Linked DNA regions of Homo sapiens: all the other regions are linked to region 2. A link is an interaction called in ENCODE POLR2A ChIA-PET data of the cell type or tissue named here. Cell type or tissue: OCI-LY7. All regions are shown on one strand. Links, peaks and the distances in the headings refer to the core of each region. The heading gives the core; the rest is flanking DNA.

What was found. ChIA-PET counts read pairs that join two places held together with the same protein. Peaks named below come from ENCODE experiments on the same cell type or tissue, not always from the same donor. Only the 100,000 strongest peaks of a DNase experiment are listed, where the experiment ranks them.
Region 1: POLR2A ChIA-PET joins it to region 2 with 18 read pairs; 7 of 35 experiments call an interaction of 5 or more read pairs at or near these places.
Region 3: POLR2A ChIA-PET joins it to region 2 with 10 read pairs; 19 of 35 experiments call an interaction of 5 or more read pairs at or near these places.

What each region holds. Positions count from the first base shown.
Region 1 is chr12:56,537,992-56,544,429 of GRCh38, reverse strand. All of the region lies in intron 1 of RBMS2 (RNA binding motif single stranded interacting protein 2), which reads right to left. Among named protein-coding and RNA genes, the nearest start is that of RBMS2, 19 kb to the right of the region's middle. In OCI-LY7, for the core only: no CTCF peak of the experiment used is centred there; no DNase peak of the experiment used is centred there.
Region 2 is chr12:56,372,898-56,379,335 of GRCh38, reverse strand. It overlaps the pseudogene APONP and the pseudogene LOC100128676. Among named protein-coding and RNA genes, the nearest start is that of APOF, 13 kb to the right of the region's middle. In OCI-LY7, for the core only: a CTCF peak has its summit at 1,918; DNase peaks (open chromatin) are centred at 1,895, 2,305, 3,435 and 3,835; H3K4me3 peaks cover 2,121 bases; H3K27ac peaks cover 2,500 bases.
Region 3 is chr12:56,278,487-56,284,924 of GRCh38, reverse strand. It overlaps CS (citrate synthase), which reads left to right. Exons shown (of 11, transcript NM_004077.3): 4 at 1,068-1,133; 5 at 1,934-2,065; 6 at 2,317-2,505. Among named protein-coding and RNA genes, the nearest start is that of COQ10A, 15 kb to the right of the region's middle. RefSeq lists an enhancer at 1,364-1,533. In OCI-LY7, for the core only: no CTCF peak of the experiment used is centred there; no DNase peak of the experiment used is centred there.

The DNA.
Region 1 (6,438 bases), core at 1,929-4,428, 170 kb before region 2:
TGAAGCTCAAATCATGTAAGAGAAAGAAACAAATATTTCCTGCAACTCCTCTTCCTAAAAACAACAATGTAAAACAAGAAAGACATCTCTAAAACAGAGCCTGAGGCAGAGAATACACGCCACATAACTGCCCAGCATAGATGGGTTTTTTTTTGAGACAAAGTCCCGCTCTGTTGCCCAGGCTGGAGTGCAGTGGTATGATCTCGGCTCATTGCAAGCTCCACCTCCTGGGTTCAAACGAGTCTCCTGCCTCAGCCTCCTGAGTAGCTGGGATTACAGGCATGCGACACCACGCCTGGCTAATTTTTGTATTTTTAGTAGAGATGGGGTTTCACCATGTTGGTCAGGCTGGTCTCGAACTCTTGACCTTGTGATCCCCCTGCCTTGGCCTCCCAAACTGCCGGGATTAGAGGCGTGAGCCACCACCCCTGGCCTATAGCTGGTTTTAAAAGGTGACTCTATGGCCGGGCATGGTGGCTCACACCTATAATCCCAGCACTTTGGGAGGCTGAGGTGGGCGGATCACTTAAGGTCAGGAATTCGAGACCAGTCTAGCCAACATAGTGAAACCCCATCTCCACTAAAAATACAAAAATTAGCCAGGCGTGGTGGCGCACGCCTGTAATCCCAGCTATTTGAGAGTCTGAGGCAGGAGAATCACTTGAACCTGGGAGGTGGAGGTTGCAGTGAGCTGAGATCAAGATTGCACCACCGCACTCCAGCCTGGGGGACAGGGCAAGACTCCACCCCCGCCTCCAAAAAAAAGAGGTGACTCTAGGCCAGGTGTGGTGGCTCATGTCTGTAATCCCAGCACTTTGGGAGGCCGAGGCGGGTGGATCCTTGAGGTCAGGAGTTCCAGACCAGCCTGTACTCTACCCTGGGCCACAGAGCAAGACTATCTCAAAAAAAAAAAAAAAAGGTGACTCTCAGTACTTTTTTTTTTTTGAGACAGAGTCTTGCTCTGTTGCCCAGGCTGAAGAGTAATGGCATGATCCCAGCTCACAGCAATCTCTGCCTCCTGGATTCAAGTGATTCTCCTTCCTCAGCCTCCCAGGTAGCTGGGATTACAGGCGCCTGCCACCACGCCCAGCTAATTTTTTCGTATTTTTAGTAGCGATGAGGTTTCACCATGTTGGCCAGGCTGGTCTCGAACTCCTGACGTCAGGTGATCCACCCGCCTCGGCCTCCCAAAGTGTTGGGATTACAGGCGTGAGCCACTGCGCCCGGCCTTCATGGACAGTTTGAAATGAAGTATGGGGCTGGGTGTGGTGGCTCATGCCTGTAATCCCAACACTTAGAGAAACCAAGGCAGGAGAATCATTGAGGCCAGGAGTTTGAGACCAGCCTGGGAAACACAGTGAGATACTGTCTCTATATAAAATTTTTCAAAAAAGAAATTTGGAGGCTGAGACAGGAGAATTGCTTGAACCCAGGAGGCGGAGGTTGCAGTGAGCTAAGATTGTATCATTGCACCCCAGCCTGGGTGACAGAGTGAGACTTCATCTCAATAAATAAATAAATAAATAAATAAAAATAATAAAAAGAAATGAAATATGGGATGGTTAAAAAATAAATAAAGAGGCCAGGTATGGTGGCTCACGGCTATAATCCCAACACTTCGGGAGACAGAGATGGGAGGACTGCTTGAGCCCAGGAGTTTGAGACCATCCTGGGCAACACAGGGAGACCCTGCCTCTACAAAAAAATTTTAAAATTAGCCTAACATAGTGGTGTGCACCTATAGTCCTAGCTACTCAGGAGGCTGACCTGTGAGGATCACTTGAGCCGAGGAGGTTGAGGCTGCAGTGAGCCAAGATCGGGCCACTGCACTCCAGCCTAGGCAACACAGTGAAACCCTGAATAAAAAAAAAAAAAAAGAAAAACAAGAAAAAAAAAAAAGGAAACACAGGGACAGTCAATGGTTTTCGTTAACTATAAGCCCCATTTTTAAAAAAAAAAAACCCATACTTTAAATATGCTCAAATCAGTAGTCTAAAATGACACCAAAAAACAGGTAAAGGGATTTAGTTTACCATTTTACCTGAATCATCAAAAAGTCTACTAGAGCCAGGTGCGGTGGCTCATGCCTGTAATCACAGAATTTTGGGAGGCCAAGGTGGGAAGATCCCTTGAGCCCAGGAGTTTGACATCAGCCTGGGCAACATGGCGAAACTCTGTCTCTACAAAAAAAAAGAAAGAAAAATGCAAAAATTAGCTGGGCATGGTGGCATGTGCCCGTAAGTAGTCCCAGCTACTCTGGATGCTGAGGTGGGAGGATCACCTGAGTCCACAGAGGTTGAGGCTGTAGTGAGTGGTGATCATGCTACTGCACTCCACCAGGATGACAGTGAGACCCTGTCTCAAAAAAAATAAATCTACTAGATTTAAGCATTGATCTAATAAGTGAAAATGGAACCCAATCAAGAGAATCTTGTATCATCTTTTAAAATTTTTTATGTTTATTTTATTTTTTGACTCTTGCTTCTCTCTGGATTGTTATCATCTTAGGGAAAAACACTTATTCCCTACTCCAGATGTTTCTTTCAATGTAGACAGCCAAGCGTTTAGCATATCACCCCTCCCTTCTTAGTGACTAGAAGAAAAACACAGCTCCTTCTTTCCTATTTTGAGATCCAGCTAGCTGCAGAGAGTATACACTCAGCTTTGCTACTCTGAACTGGTCAAATTTTACATGGGTAAGTGCCCACACGAAGAAGTGCATAGGTTTTTGTTTGGTTTTTAAGTACTGCTTGTATTTAGGTGGATAAATCTGTCTAATTCTGGATTCAGTATTAGAACATCTACTAGCCCACAAATATAAGCTATCTTCTTGAATATTAGTTTTATTAGTAGTAAGTGTTACTTTATTTCTGTCAAACTTTTTCGTATTTCTCAACTGGATTGAAGTAAGAGGAGTGCTTCCAATTGAAACCCTCAAACCCCAACAATCTTTAAGAGCTATGCAAATATTATTTTTGGTAATTGAAATAGTGGGGTAAAGGTTAGAGTACAGCCCTACCAGTTTGCAAATCCTATTATTTGTAAAATAATAATTTAATAGTAATTCAATTTGAGTTAAAGTAAATCAATTTCATTCCTAATTAATGTCTTCATTTTACAAATGAGGGAAAATCAGATTCACTTTTTATATAACTAACTTAATTTTTCACTGTTCATTCAGCAACTGAATAGGCAAGGAATCAATGTTTACTCAATTTTTTAAAAAGTATTTTTCTTGACTATAAATCCCATTAACCAACAGAAAATGGTTAAAACACTGGCTCAAAAGTCGCAGAGACTTAGCGGTTTTGGGGTTTTTTTTTTTTTTTGAGTCAAGGTCTCACTCTGCTGCCCAGGCTGGAGTGTAGTGGCACAATCATGGTTCGCTGTAGCCCCAAATTCCTGGGCTCAAGTAATCTTCCCACCTCAGCCTCCCGAGTAGCTGCGACTACAGGTGCATGCTACCACACCTGGCTAATATTTGAGTTTTTTGTAGAGACTTAGTCTTGCCATGTTACCTAGTCTGGTCTTGAACTCTTGGGTTCAAGTGATCCTCCTGCCTTGACCTCCCAAAGTGCTGGGATTACAGGCATGAGCCACCAAGCCCAGCCAATATTTAGGTTTAATTCTACCATTGTCTTGTATTAGCTGTGTGACTTTGGATAAGTTGCTTGACCTCACCTATAAAATGGGGACAGTTAACAACACCTATGAAATAGGACTGTTGTGGGGATTAAAATAAATGCAGGTAGCCAGGTGTGGTTATTCTTGCCTATAATCCCAGCTACTCTGAAGACTGAGGTGGGAGGATCACTTGAAGCCAGGAGTTCGAGATCAGTCTGGGCAACATAGTGAGACCTTGTCTCTATAAAAAACAGTTTTTTAAAAATCAGCTGGGTGTGTTAGTGTACACCTGTAGTCCCGGCTACATGGAAGGCTAAGGCAGGAGGATCACCTGAGCTCAGGTGTTTGAGGCTGCAGTGAGCTATGATCACACCACTCCACTCCAGCCTGGGACAGAAAGTGAGATCCCCTTTTGCAATAAATAAATAAATATATACATATATGTAAATACAAATAAATACATAAATACATACATACATACATGTAAAACTCTTATCATGCTGCCTGAAACATAAAAGGAGCTGACATCTATTCATTCAATAAATATTCAATGCCCACTTTAGAGTACTAGGTACTACGTTAGGTACCAAGGACAAAATGCTTAGCTAAACCAGACATGGCTCTGGCCCTAATAAAATTTTCAGGAGTATTTAGTGGGGAGAGAGACATTAATCAAATAATCATAAAATAATTTAATAATTACCCACTGTGATAAATGGGCTACCAAAAAAAAGACAAAAAGAAGGCTGTGGCCTATTTTCATTAGACTAGTCAGAAAGATGACATTTAAGTATGAAAGACTTCAAGGATGAGAAGAAACTAGCCATTCGGAGAATGAAAGAGATCATTCCAGAAAGAGGGAGCACACGGTTAAAAGCTATAAGGTGGGACTTTGGAAGGAATAGAAGGCCAGTGAAGCTGGAATGTAATGAAGCATCCGGCCTCTCAGTTTTTAGAAGGTTTATGTGAGTTAAATTTTATAAAGGGCTTAGAACAGTAACTGGTATGCTCAGGAGGCTGAGGGAGGAGAATCACTTGAACCTGGGAGGCAGAGGTTGCAGTGAGCCGAGATCACGCCATTGCACTCCAGTCTGGGCAACAAGAGCGAACGAAACTCCATCTCAAAAAAAATAAAAGAACAGTAACTGGTATGTAAAAATACTGTCTATTATATAAAATAAAACTAAGAAAACAAGGTAATTATTAACTCCAGGGAAAACAAAAATTGAACAAAGGAACTATTATCATAGCATATTATATAGCTTAGCTAGAAATAATACTTATAAAATCATAATAATATAAATACTGAATACTGGTTTAACTAAAAATCATGACACAACTTATACACAGAAGGTGGGAAGAAAGGGGAAGCTGGAACATAAGGGCACGGGGTTTAAGAGAAATAAATCTTTACCCTCTATAACAGAAAGGCAATATCTGATTTGCTGAATCAATACACAAACATAGACTTATAGAATTGCTGAATTCTGGCTGGGCGCAGTGGCTCACGCCTGTAATCCTAGTACTTTGGGAGGCTGAGGTGGGTGAATCACTTGAGTTCAGGAGTTCCAGACCAGCCTGGCCAACATGGTGAAACCTCATCTCTACTAAAAATACAAAAAGTTAGCTGGGCGTGGTGGTGTGCACGTGTAATCCCAGCTACTTGCGTGGCTGAGGCAGGAGAATTGTTTGAACCTGGGAGGCGGAGGTTGCAGTAAGCCGAGATTGCGCCACCGCACTCCAGCCTGGGCACCAGAGCAAGACTCTGTCTCAAAAAAAAAAAAAAAAAAGAATTTCTGAATTTTATATAACTAACAACGAATGATTTGAAAAGGAAATTAAAACTGTTCCATTTCTAATAGCACCAAAAATAATAATATGCTTAAGAATAAGGTTAACCAAGGAGGCAAAAGACTTGTACAGTGAAAGCCAAAAACATTACTAAAAGAAATTGCAGAAGACACAAATATATGGAAAGACACTCCATGCTCATGGATTGGAAGCATTAACATTGTTAAGATATCAGGGCCAGGTGCGGTGGCTCACGCCTGTAATCCCAGCACTTTGGGAGGCCAAGGCGGGTGGATCACGAGGTCAGGAGTTCAAGACCAGCCTGGCCAAGATGGTGAAACCGTATCTCTACTAAAAATACAAAAATTAGCCGGGCTTGGTGGCAGGCGCCTGTAATCCCAGCTACTCAGGAGGCTGAAGCAGAGAATTGCTTGTACCCGGGAGGCGGAGGTTGCAGTAAGCTGAGATCACTGCACTCCAGCCTGGGTGACAGAGTGAGACAGCCTGAGACTCCGTCTCAGAAAAAAAAAAAAAAAAAAAAAAAAAAAGATATCAGTACTACTCAAAGCAATCTGCAGATTCAGTGTAATCCATATCAAAATCCCAAAAATGGGCTAGGTGTAGTGGCTCATGCCTGTAATCTGCAGATTCAATGTAATCCCTATCAAAATCCCAAAGATGGGCCGGGTGTGGTGGCTCATGCCTGTAATTCCAGGCACTTTGGGAGACTGAGGTGGGTGGATCACATGAGGCCAGGAGTTCGACACCAGCCTGGCCAACATGGCAAAACCCCATCTCTACTAAAAATACAAAAATTAGCTGGGCATGGTGGTGCACGTCTGTAATCCCAGCTACCCGGGAGGCTGAGGCAGGAGAGTCACTTGAACCCAAGAGGTGGAGGTTGCAATGAGCCGAGATCATGCCATTGCACTCCAGCCTGGGCAAAAAGAGCAAAACTCTGTCTCAAATAAATAAATAAATAAATAAATAAAATAAAATAAGCAAAGGACTTGAATAGACTTA
Region 2 (6,438 bases), core at 1,877-4,376:
CTGGGCGACAGAGCGAGACTCTGTCTCAGAAAAAATAAATAAAAATAATTGGAAGGAAAGTATGATTTGTTGGTATATAGATATAGCAGAAATAGTTTTTATTATATTTTAGTCCTTAAAGTATGGAACTTAATGAAACTGTGTAAAAACTTTTTTTTTTTTTTTTAAGAGGGAGTCTCGCTTTGTTACCCAGGCTGGAGTGCAGTGGCATGATCTCAGCTCACTGCAACCTCTGGCTTCCAGGTTCAAGCAATTCTCCTGCCTCAGCCTCCCAAGTAGCTAGGATTACAGGCACCCGCCACCATGCCCAGCTAATTTTTGTATTTTTAGTAGAGATGGGGTTTCACCATGTTGCCAGGCTGGTCTCAAACTCCTGACCTCAGGTGATCTGCCTGCCTTGGCCTCCCAAAGTGCTGGGATTACAGGCGTGAGCCACCATGCCCGGCCTAAAAATATTTATTTTTCATTTTCTGCTTCAAATTTTCAATAAACAAACTCTAAAGAATAAAAAAAAAAAAAGAACTTTGCAATGCCTATATATAGAAGATCAGATGTACTTTTTCTTTCTTTTTTTTTTTTTTTTGAGACGGAGTCTCGCTCTGTCGCCCAGGCTGGAGTGCAGTGGCACAATCTCCGTTCACTGCAAGCCCCGCCTCCCAGGTGCACGCCATTCTCCTGCCTCAGCCTCCTGAGTAGCTGGGACTACAGGCGCCCGCCACCACGCCCGGCTAATTTTTTGTATTTTTAGTAGAGACAGGGTTTCACCGTGTTAGCCAGGATGGTCTCGATCTCCTGACCTCATGATCCACCCGCCTCGGCCTCCCAAAGTGCTGGGATTACAGGCGTGAGCCACTGCGCCCGGCCCAGATGTACTTTTTCATTCGTGCCACGAAAATTCTGAAACTCATTTTACTGGACTTGATAAAGAAATATTTTCAGGCTTATTTAGAAATATGTTCAGGCTGATTTAGCCTACCACTACATTTACTTTCTCAAATGTCTCTGATAGACCTGTGTACAGAGACTCAGCATAGCATAGCAGGTAGTTAGAAATGTTGAACAGAGGAGGAGAAAGAAGAGGAAAAAAGAATGATGGGAACAGCTTAGGACAGATGTATGTTCACTTGATTCCAGAGCTAAAAGACATGTGACTAGAATCAGTTTTGCCCCTCTCTTAGTAGTTCCTAGCTCCTATTTCTTCTCCCCAATTTATCTTTCTTTCAGTTGTCAAATACTGTGGATTTATTATGTACTAGATATGAAGGGTATTATCTTTCCCCATTCATCTTCTTTGTACTTTCTAACTCCCCACCCGAATGCTGTAGCTTGCTTATGTTAATTTGCAAACTGAAAAGAGAAATAAAAAGCTGCTTTTATATCAGAATCACAGTTTTCTTATTTCTCTTGACTCTGGGTCTCTGTGGCCTCTTTTGTGAACTGGAGGTGAAATGTGACAGGGACACGGAAATGCCAATGTCTTTTGAGGCTGAAGATTTTAACAAAAGGACAAATATTTGTAGAGATTATGTCCCTTAACTGAGTATCGGGGAAAACAATCACCTCCCCTCCTCATGGGACAGGGAACTGGGCAGAGTGTCTACACCTATCAGAGCAGTCCCACTTCTCACTGACGGGATTGTGTAGTAATTTGGGCCTCATAATTAGGAAGTGAAGCAGAGGAAGTCTGGTGATCTGGAATGGGGAGACCAAGAAGAATAATTGAGTCCCATTCTCTTTTCTTGGGGCCAACTTAAAAGGAACAGAAGCTGAAGGTTATTGCATGAGATGTCTTCTGAGCCCTGGGCTCCTTTCAGACCAGGAGAAACAGTTTGAGTATTGTCATTCATTCCAGCATAGTCTGACTCAGCAAGGCATCACCTAAGACCCAGGATGACTGCTCCTTTACTGCCTCCTGCTGCATCCTGTGAAACCTAGATAAACACCCTTGGTGCCATTTTTCTAATCTCTAGGGATTCAGATGCGCTCTGTAGGGTCTTAACTATGCCAGACCCTGCTCCCAAAGACCTTTCCTGGCCTCACCCACTTGGTCCTTCTACCAAGGATCCAGATAGACCTTGCACTGAGGATTGCCCTGGAGCACGCTGACCACCAGGCTAACTCCCAGACCCCAGAGCTTCATCTCTAGGCTGGAGGATGTGAAAACATGCGGTGTTTATTCAACCAGATACAAGGTGCCATAAGGACAGCAGCCCAGGTAGATGCTTCCCAGGGGATATCTTGATGTCTGTTCTGTAGCTGCTAGGCAGGGTTCAGCCTAATTCAGAGCAAGTGTACCTTTTCTACTGTAGACTGTGGGCATGAGCAGAAGCAGCATGTCTGTAATGCAGTCTAGCTGTCACCAGGAGTGGGAATCTGCTACAAACTCAGGCACAGCTTTGTACTCTGCTGCTCAGAACTACTCTGTCAAACCCAAGGAATGAGGCAGATATGGAGCCATAGATCTTGGCTGTGACCTCCTGATGATCATACTGAGGCTGTCAGGGGGATCCACAGGCTCTCTGTGTTAAACCTGCAGTGAAGGCTGGGATTCACAGCTAATCTAGTATCCCTATCAAAAAGAAGCAAACAGGCCGGGCGTGGTGGCTCACACCTGTAATCCCAGCACTTTGGGAGGCTGATGCGGGCAGATCATGAGGTCAGAAGTACGAGACCAGCCTGACCAACATGGTGAAACCCCGTCTATACCAAAAATACAAAAATTAGCTGGGCATGGTGGTGCGCACCAGTAGTCCCAGCTACAGGGGAGGCTGAGGTGGGAGAATGGCTTGAGCCTGGGAGGTGGAGGTTGCAGTGAGCCTGTAGTCCCAGCTACTCAGGACGCTGAGGCAGAAGAATTGCTTGAACCCGGGAGGCGGAGGTTGCAGTGAGCCAGAAGGAGCCACTGCACTCCAGCCTGGCGACAGAGCAAGACTCCAGCCTGAGCAACAGAATCAGACCTTGTCTCACAAAAAAAAAAAAAAAAAGGAAAAAGGAAGAGACACCCAGAGTGTATGGGGATAGAGGAATGGCCATGTGCCATGTGAGGACACAGTGAGAAAATGGCAATCTGCAAGCCGATTAGAGAGGCCTCAGGAGCAACTGAAACTGCTGACACCTTAATCCTGTACTTCCAGACTTCAGAACTGTCAGAAGTAAATTTATATTCCATAAGACATCCAGGCTGTAGTTTTGCGTTATGGCAGCCCTAGCCGACTAAGACACTAAGCATGGGTCTTTATTCATCTATTTTCTGTTACCCTGTGAGTTCACTCAACTGGAAAACTTATTTTCTTCATCTTAAAAAATCTCCTAGAAAAAAATCATTTTCTCACTTCCTTTTTTTTTTTTTTTAGTTTAGTTTTTGTACGGTAAAAAACACATAGCAAGCCAAGCACGGTGGCTCACGTCTGTAATACCCCAGCACCTTGGGAGGCCAAGACGGGCAGATTGCTTGAGCAACCTAGGCAACATGGCAAAAACCCGTCTCTACAGAAAATACAAAAAATTAGCAGGTGGTGATGCATGCCTGTAGTCCCAGCTATTCGGGAGGCTAGGGTGGGAGGATCACCTGAGTCTAGGATGTCGAGACTGCAGTGAACCATGATCACCCCACTGCACTCCAGCCTGGGTGACAAAGACCCTGTCTCAAAAGAAAAGAAAAAAAAAACACATAACAAAATTTATCATCATAACCATTTCTTTTTTTCTTTCTTTCTTTTTTTTTTTTTTTGACAGAGTCTTGCTGTCACCCAGGCTGGAGTGCAGTGGTACAATCTCAGCTCACTGCAACCTCCACCTCTCGGGCTCAAGCAATTCTCCCTGCCTCAGCCTCCGCAGTAGCTGAGATTACAGGTGCCTGCCATCACACCTGGCTAACTTTTGTATTTTTAGTAGAGGCGGGGTTTCACCATGTTGGCCAAGCTGGTCTCAAACTCATGATCTCAGGTGATCTGCCCACCTCGACCTCCCACAGTGCTGGGATTACAGGCATGAGCCACTGTGCCCAGCCCACAACCATTTCTAAGTGTACAGTTCAGTAGTGGTAAGTATATTTACATTGTTGTACAACCCACATTCAGAACTTTTTCTCTTGCAAAATGGAAACTGCATATTGGTTAAACAACAGCTGCCTATCTTCCCCTCCCTGAAGCCTGTGGCAACCACCCTTCCACTTTGTTTCTATGAATTTGAGTACTGTAAATACCTCACATAAGTGGAATTATACAGGATTTGTCTTTTTGTAATTGGCTGATTTCACTTATCATAATAGCCTCAAAGTTCATCCATGTTGTAGCTTGTGTCAGAATTTCCTTCCTTCCTTTTTTTTTTTTTAAGAGATGGGGCCTCACTCTGACACCCAGGATGGACATCGACCTCTGGGCCTCAAGCAATTCTCCCACTTCAGCCTCCTGAGTAGCTAGGACCACAGGCATGAATCTCCACACCCCATTAATTTTGTTTATTTATTTTTTTTAGAGACCGGACCTGACTAAGTTGCCCATCCTGTTCCTTCCTTTTTAAAGCTGAATAATTCTCCATTGCATGTATGCACTTTTTTTTTTTTTTTTTTTTTTTTTTTGAAACAGAGTCTCACTCTGTCGCCCAGGCTGGAGTGCAGAGGTGCAATCTCGGCTCACTGCAACTTCTGCCTCCTGGGTTCAAGTGATTCTCCTGCTTCAGCCTCCCTAGTAGCTGGGATTACAGGCACTTGCCACCATGCCTGGCTAATTTTTATATTATTTTTGTATAGACGGGTTTCACCATGTTGGCCAGGCTGGACTTGAACTCCCGACCTCAAGTGATCCACCTGCCTCAACCTACCAAAATGCTGGGATTACAGGCATGAACCGCTGTGGCCATCCACCACCAAGTGGATTTTTAAAATCCATTCGTTCATTGAGAGACATTTGGGTTGCTTCCATTTCTTGACTATTGGGAATAGTACTGCTATGAACACAGATGTGAAAATATCTTTTTGAAATCCTGCTTTCAATTCTCTGGGATATATATCCAGAAGTGGAATTGCTAGATTGTATGGCAATTCTATTTAAAAATTTTTAAGGGCCGGGCACGCTGGCTTTTGCCTGTAATCCCAGCACATTGGGAGGCTGAGGTGGCGGGCAGATCACTTGAGGCCAGGAGTTCGAGACCAGGCTAACCCACATGGTGAAACCCCATCTCTACTAAAAATACAAAAAATTAGCCAGGCATGGTGGTGCATGCTTGTAATCCCAGCTACTTGGGAGGCTGAGGCAGGAGAATCCTTGTACCCAGGAGGCAGAGGTTGCAGTGAGCCAAGATCACGACATTGCACTCCAGCCTGGGTGACAAAAGTGAAACTCTGTCTCAAAAAAAAAAACAAAACAAATTTAAGGACCTGCCATACTGTTTTCCACAGGGCCTGTACCATTTTGCATTCCCAACAACAAAGCACAAGGGTTCCATTTTCTCCACATCTTTGACAACACTTGTCGTTTTCTCTTTTTAAAAATAATAGCTATCCTAGTGGGTGTGAGATAGTATCTCATTGTAGTTTTAATTTGCATTTCCCTAATGATTAGAGATGTTGCACATCTTTTCATGTCCTTATTGGCCATCTGTATAGCTTCCTTAGAGAAATGCCTGTTCATGCCCTTTGCCCATTTTGAGTCAGGCCATTTTTGTTTTTGTTGAGTTTTAGGAGTTCTCTATTTATTCTGGATATAAATCTTTACTAGGTATATAATTGCAAATATTTCCTCCCATTCTGTGGATTGCCTTTTTACTCTGTTGATATTGTCTTTTGGTGTACAAAATTTTAAAATTTTCATGAGGTCCAATTTGCCCATTTTTTTCTTTTGCTGCCTGTGTCTTTGGTGTTATATCCAAGTAATCATTGCCAGATTCAATGTCATGAAGATTTTGCCCTGTGTTTTTTAGTTTGTTTGTTTGTTTGTTTTTTGATATGGAGTCTTGCTCTGTCGCCCAGGCTGGAGTGCAGTGGCGCAATCTTGGCTCACTGCAAGCTCTGCCTCCCGGGTTCATGCCATTCTCCTGCCTCAGCCTCCTGAGTAGCTGGGATTACAGGCACCCACCACCAAACCCGGCTAATTTTGTTTTTGTATTTTTAGTAGATACAGGGTTTCACTGTGTTAGCCAGGATGGTCTCGATCTCCTGACCTCATGATCTGCCCGCCTCGGCCTCCCAAAGTGCTGGGATTACAGGCATGAGCCACCGTGCCCGGCCTCTATGTTTTCTTCTAAGAGCTTCATAGTTTTAGCTCTTATATTTAGATTTTAGATCTATTTTGAGTTAATATTTGTATAGTGTTAAATCATGGTTCAACTTCATCTTTTTGCAGGTAGATACCAGTTTCCTATGGCAACATTTGTTAGAAAGGTTGTCTTTTCCCTCATCAAATAGTCTTGGCACTCTTGTCAAAAATCATTTGACCATAT
Region 3 (6,438 bases), core at 2,495-4,994, 95 kb after region 2:
CAAAACCCTGTTTTTTTTTTTTTTTTTGGGACGGAGTCTCACTGAGTCACCAGGCTGGAGTACAGTGACGTGATCTCGGCTCACTACAACCTCCGCCTCCCGGGTTCAAGCGATTCTTCTGCCTCAGCCTCCTGAGTAGCTGGGATTACAGGCCCGCACCACCACGCCCAGCTGATTTTTGTATTTTTAGTAGAGACAGGGTTTCACCATGTTGGCCAGGATGTCTCGATATCCTGACGTCGTGATCTGCCCGCCTTGGCCTCCCAAAGTGCTGGGATTACAGGCGTGAGCCACTGCACCCGGCCTAAACCCCATTTCTTTAAAAAAAAAAAAAAGAAATACAAAAATTAGCCAGACATGGTGGCACGTGCCTATAATCCCAGCTACTCAGGAGGCTGAAGTGGGTGGATCACCTGAGCCTGCAAGTCAAGGCTGCAGTAAGCCGTGATTGTGCCACTGTGCTGCAGCCTGAGTGACAGACTCTGTGAGAGGCTTAGTGATCTTCCCTCCTCCTCAGCCTCCCAAAGTGCTGGGATTACAGGCATGAGCCCCACCGTACCTGGCCACAAAGTTTGTTTTTTTTTTTCTTTTTTTTTTTTTTTTTTGAGATGGAGTTTTGCTCTTGTCACCCAGGCTGAAGTGCAATGGTGTGATCTTGGCTCACTGCAATCTCTGCCTTCTGGGTTCAAGCGATTCTCCTGCCTCAGCCTCCCAAGTAGCTGGGATTACAGGCACATACACCATGCCCGCTAATTTTTTAATTTTTAGTAGAGACATGGTTTCACCCTGTTGGCCAGGCTGGTCTCAAACTCCTGACCTCAGGTGATCCACCTGCCTCGGCTTCCCAAAGTGCTGGGATTACAGGTGTCAGCCACTGTGCCTGGCCACAAAGTTTAATTCTTTAGTAAGCTGACTCCTCAGACATCTCTCACCAAATGAAGTCTTACAAGTCTGAGAATAAATTTTCTCTCCCAGATCCCATGAAGCTCTAACAAGTTCTAGTCTGAATCATTCTGATTACTGGCCACAGCCTCTTTTTTTTTTCCTTCTTTCTTCATCCTCTTTAGATGTATGGTGGCATGAGAGGCATGAAGGGATTGGTCTATGAAACATCAGTTCTTGATCCTGATGAGGTAAGACATCTTCATGTCAATTACTAATAATCATTGAGTTTGTGCAAATACGCAAACCGTGGATTAGACCAGTAAGGGTAAGCACAAAACAGAGCACCTAGCTTCATATATTGGAAGGTAGAGAAGACATATGTATGGAATAATTGAAGAACAAATTTACCTTTTAAATATATCAACTAGTAAAAATAAAAGTACAAAACCAGAGGTAAGTTATGTGAAGATTTAAGCTTAATTTAAAGTTCTGTTCTGGACTGGGCGCAGTGGCTCACACCTGTAATCCCAGCACTTTGGGAGGCTGAGGCGGGCAGATCATGCGGTCAGGAGGTTGAGACCGTCCTGGCTAACACGGCGAAACCCTGTCTGTACTAAAAACACACAAAATTAGCCGGGCATGGTGGCAGGCACCTGTAGTCCCAGCTACTCGGGAGGCTGAGGCAGGAGAATGGCGTGAACCCAGGAGGCGGAGTTTGCAGTGAGCCGAGATCGCACCACTGCACTCCAGCCTGGGCGACAGTGTGAGACTCCGTCTCAAAAAAAAAGAAAATTAAAAATTGTATTCTGGGCTAGGCATGATGGCTTGCCCCTGTAATCCTAGCACTTTTGGAGGCCAAGGTGGAGCATTGCGTGAGGCCAGAAGATCGGGACCAGTCTGAGCAACATAGCAAGACCCCACCTCTACAGAAATAATAATTAACATAAAAAGTTCTACTCTAACTTGTTGTAAGGTCTGATGAGTAAGACCAGTCGTGTGACTTCTAGGCTATAAACTTGAGTTGTAATTCTCTCTCTCCTCTCTCAAGGGCATCCGTTTCCGAGGCTTTAGTATCCCTGAATGCCAGAAACTGCTACCCAAGGCTAAGGGTGGGGAAGAACCCCTGCCTGAGGGCTTATTTTGGCTGCTGGTAACTGGACATATCCCAACAGAGGAACAGGTAAAGCAGAAGGATATTATTAGCTCTTCTCATTCCCCTTCTTCATTGCCTTTCTCTAATCTCAGACACTTAATGCTGATCCGGCATTTATAGAGATGCGTAGTGAAGGGAAGGAATCAGCAGAGTTCTGCTGTATAAATGGATTGGGTTGACCTCTCTTGGGTTTTCTTTACTCAGATGTTGCTGTCCTTTTTTATTTTTCTCCTTCCTTGTCCTTGCTGGTGTTCTGAGCACTGTCTCTTTTTCCACAGGTATCTTGGCTCTCAAAAGAGTGGGCAAAGAGGGCAGCTCTGCCTTCCCATGTGGTCACCATGCTGGACAACTTTCCCACCAATCTACACCCCATGTCTCAGCTCAGTGCAGCTGTTACAGCCCTCAACAGTGAAAGTAACTTTGCCCGAGCATATGCACAGGGTATCAGCCGAACCAAGTACTGGGAGGTAGGAAATTTGGGTGGGGTGATCGGTGTGTGATGGGGATTCAAAGGACTTGAGTGTGAAGGGAGGGAAAAAATACAGAATCTTTAGAAAAATTACCTCTGAGTTAATCAGAAACTAACTTAACAGATTTTCATTGGAGGCTTGTTTTTTGTCAGTTGTTGGAATTACAAAGCTAAGTAGAGCATGGTTTCTATCACCAGGACTGTTTGTTTGGTTAGGCTGACACACGTGCAGAAAAAAGAAATTATTAAAATTCCATAGTCGGCCGGGCACAGTGGCTCATGCCTATAATCCCAGCACTTGGGGAGGCCAAGGCGGGCAGATCACGAGGTCAGGAGTTCAAGACTAGTCTGGCCAATATGGTGAAACCCCATCTCTACTAAAAATACAAAAATTAGCCAGGCGTGATGCCGGGCGCCTGTAATCCCACCTACTCAGGAGGCTGAGGCAGAAGAATCACTTGAACCTGGGAGGTGGAGGTTTCAGTGAGCCGAGATCGCACCACTGCACTCCAGCCTGGGCAACAGAGTGAGACTCCATCTAAAAAAAAATTCCATAGTCTTGCTGTAACAGAGGTATGTACACATGGCTGTTGAAACGGAAAAGAGACCTAGGTAGGTGGCTCACACCTATAATCCCAGTGAGTCATGATGCTGAGGTGGGAGGATTGCTTAAGGCCAGGAGTTTGAGATCAGCCTGGGCAACATAGTGAGATCCTATCTGTACATAAAAAAGGAGAAAACAAGAAAAGAAAAGGATGTGACTTAACTGCAGGGTCCCTGAGGAAGGTTTCACAGAGCAGTCTCATGCTAGCACCAGAGGGTCACTTTCCCTCACTATCTTCTTCAAATACAGAAAACTTTGAGAAATCTTACAAGTTGGGAGAACAGCAATTGCAACTCTGGAGTCTAGGAGGACTAATGCCAGTCAGTCATGTTCTCGGCTAGCCAACCTAAGATACCCATCAGGAGTGGGAGAGTGGTTAGTATCCTTGGAGTAGGCTCCAGATCCAGAAACAAATGAGCTTTATTCTCTGAAAATGAAAAGTGTCCTTAATAGTTTACAACGCTGGTTGGGGTATGGAAAGATTGTTTCTTATCCCAATGCATAGTACATAATTCCTTCCATCCTCTTCTAGTACCCCACAAACTCAGAAACACTGGGTAAAAGTACAAATGATCTGGCTAGGTTTACAGGAGAATGTACCATTTTCTTTTGTTCCTTATTTGGAGATAGGTAGTATAGGAACAGAAAATTTTCTTTTTACAAAGCAGGTACATTAAATGATTTTTGGCCAGGAGGTGCCAGCCACCAGGAAGGCCCTAAAGAGTTCACTGTGGTGCAAGACACAGAAGAGCATGACCCACTGCTCTGATGCAACCACCTTGGGTCCTTGGCAAATCTAGATTGATTTAGTTGGTCAATATTAATTTGGCACCAACTGTGTGTAGAGAATTGTGTTTGCAGTTGAGGAAGACAGAGAGCATTTAAAATTGATATTAACTTGGTTGGCATTGGGGAGTTGGTATCAGAATGATGCAAAATATACACATTCACACCACATAAAGCATTTATTTATAAAGGCTTATTTATAAACACTTTAGGTGGTATGAATGTGTATATTTGTACCTGCACACATTAGCAGGTACAAAAGGTCATATAATCTTAATATTTTGTTTTTCATTTTATTTATTTATTTATTTTTTTGAGATGGAGTCTCGCTGTGTCACCCAGGCTGGAGTGAAATGGCATGTGAACCACCGTGCCCAGCCATTTTTATTTTTATTTTTTTAGAAATAGGTCTCTCTCTAATCACCCAGGCCAGGATGCAGTGGCATGATCATAGCTCACTGTAACCTTGAACTCCTGGACTCAAGTGATCCTCCTGCCTCAGCCTCCCAAGTAACAAGGACTACAGGCACATGCCACCATGTCTAGCTGGCATTACAGGCGCACACCACCACTCCTGGCTAATTTTTTTGTTTTTTTTTTTTGTTTTTTTTGGGAGACGGTGTCTTGCACTGTCACCCAGGTTGGAGTGCAATGGCACGATCTCAGCTCACTGCAACCTCCACCTCCTGGGTTCACACAATTCTCCTGCCTCAGCCTCCCGAGTAGTTAGGATTACAGGCGCACACCACCACACCCAGCTAACTTTTTGTATTTTTAGTAGAGACAGGGTTTCACTATGTTGGCCAGGCTGGTCTCGAACCTCTGACCTCGTGATCTGCCCACCTCGGCCTCCCAAAGTGCTGGGATTACAGGCTTAAGCCACCACGCCTGGCCTTGTCTTTTTAATAGAGTTTCACCATGTTGGCTAGGCTGGTCTAGAACGGCTGGTCCAGAACTCCTGACCTCAGGTGATTCGCCCACCTCTTCCCCAAAGTGCTGGGATTATAGGCGTGAGCCACCACCCTGGGCCTTTTTGTTTGTTTGTTTTGTTTTGTTTTTTGAGATGGAGTCTCGCTCTGTTGCCCAGGCTGGAGTGCAGTGACACAATCTCAGCTCACCACAACCTCTGCCTCCTGGGTTCAAGCGATTCTCCTGCCTCAGCCTCCCCGGTAGCTGGGACTACAGGTGCGCACCACCACGCCTGGCTAATTTTTGGTTTTTGCTTTTTTGCTTTTGTTTTGTTTTTTTTTGGTTTTTTTTTTGAGATGGAGTCTCGCTCTGTTGCCCAGGCTGGAGTGCAGTGGTGCGATCTCAGCTGATTGCAAGCTCCGCCTCCCTGGTTCAAGCAATTCTCCTGCCTCAGCCTCCCGAGTAGTTGGGACTACAGGCACCCGCCACCATGCCTGGCTAATTTTTTGTATTTTTAGTAGAGTCGGGGTTTCACCGTGTTAGCCAGGATTGTCTCGATCTCCTGACCTCGTGATCCACCCGCCTCAGCCTCCAAAAGTGCTGGGATTACAGGCGTGAGCCACCGCGCCTGGCCTTGTGTTTTTAATAGAGACGGGGTTTCACTGTGTTGGCCAGGCTGATCTTGAACTCCTGACCTTGTGATCTGCCTGCCTCGGCCTCACAAAGTGCTGGGGATTATAGGAGTGAGCCATGGTGCCCAGCCTTCTTGAGCTTTTAAGGAGTTGTTTTTACATATACCTTAAGAGGATGATCTTCTGCACAGAACATTTCTTCTATAATAATTTCCATTAACTCTAGATGAATAGTGTAATCTCTTGAGTTGAAAGAGTTTAACTAGCTTCTAGGCCTCTAATTGACTTAAGGTCACTCAGAACAAGGAGATTGATTGCTCTGATGCAACCAGCTGTTTAATTGTGAAGTAGCCTTAAGCTGTTGAATTTAGTCAAATTTGTGAAGTAGCTGACAGATCAAGTTTTGCTAGTAGGCCAGGCGTGGGGACTCATGCTTGTAATCCCAGCACTTTGGGAGGCCAAGGCAGGCAGATCACTTGAGGTCAGGAGTTCAAGACCAGTCTGGCCAACATGGCGAAACCCCATCTCTACAAAATAATACAAAAATTAGCTGAGCGTCCTGGTGCACACCTGTAATCCCAACTACTCAGGAGGCCGAGGTGGGAGAATCGCTTGAACCTAGGAGGCAGAGGTTGCAGTGAGCCAAGATAGCACCACTACACTCCAGCCTGGGTGACAGAGCGAGACTTTGTCTCAAAATAAAATAAACCAAAAATATATGCTTTTTATTTACCAACTTTTTTTTTTTTTTTCCGAGACAGAGTCTCTGTCGCTCAGGCTGCAGTGCAGTGGCACGACCTCGGCTCACTGCAACCTCCGCCTCCCAGGTTCAAGCAATTTTCCTGCCTTGGCCTCCCGAGTAGCTGGGACCACAGGTGCAAGCCACCACGCCCATCTAATTTTTGTATTTTTAGTAGAGATGGGGTTTTGCCTTGTTGGCCAGGATGGTCTTGATCTGTTGACCTCTTGATCCGCGCTCCTCAGCCTCCCAAAGTTCTGG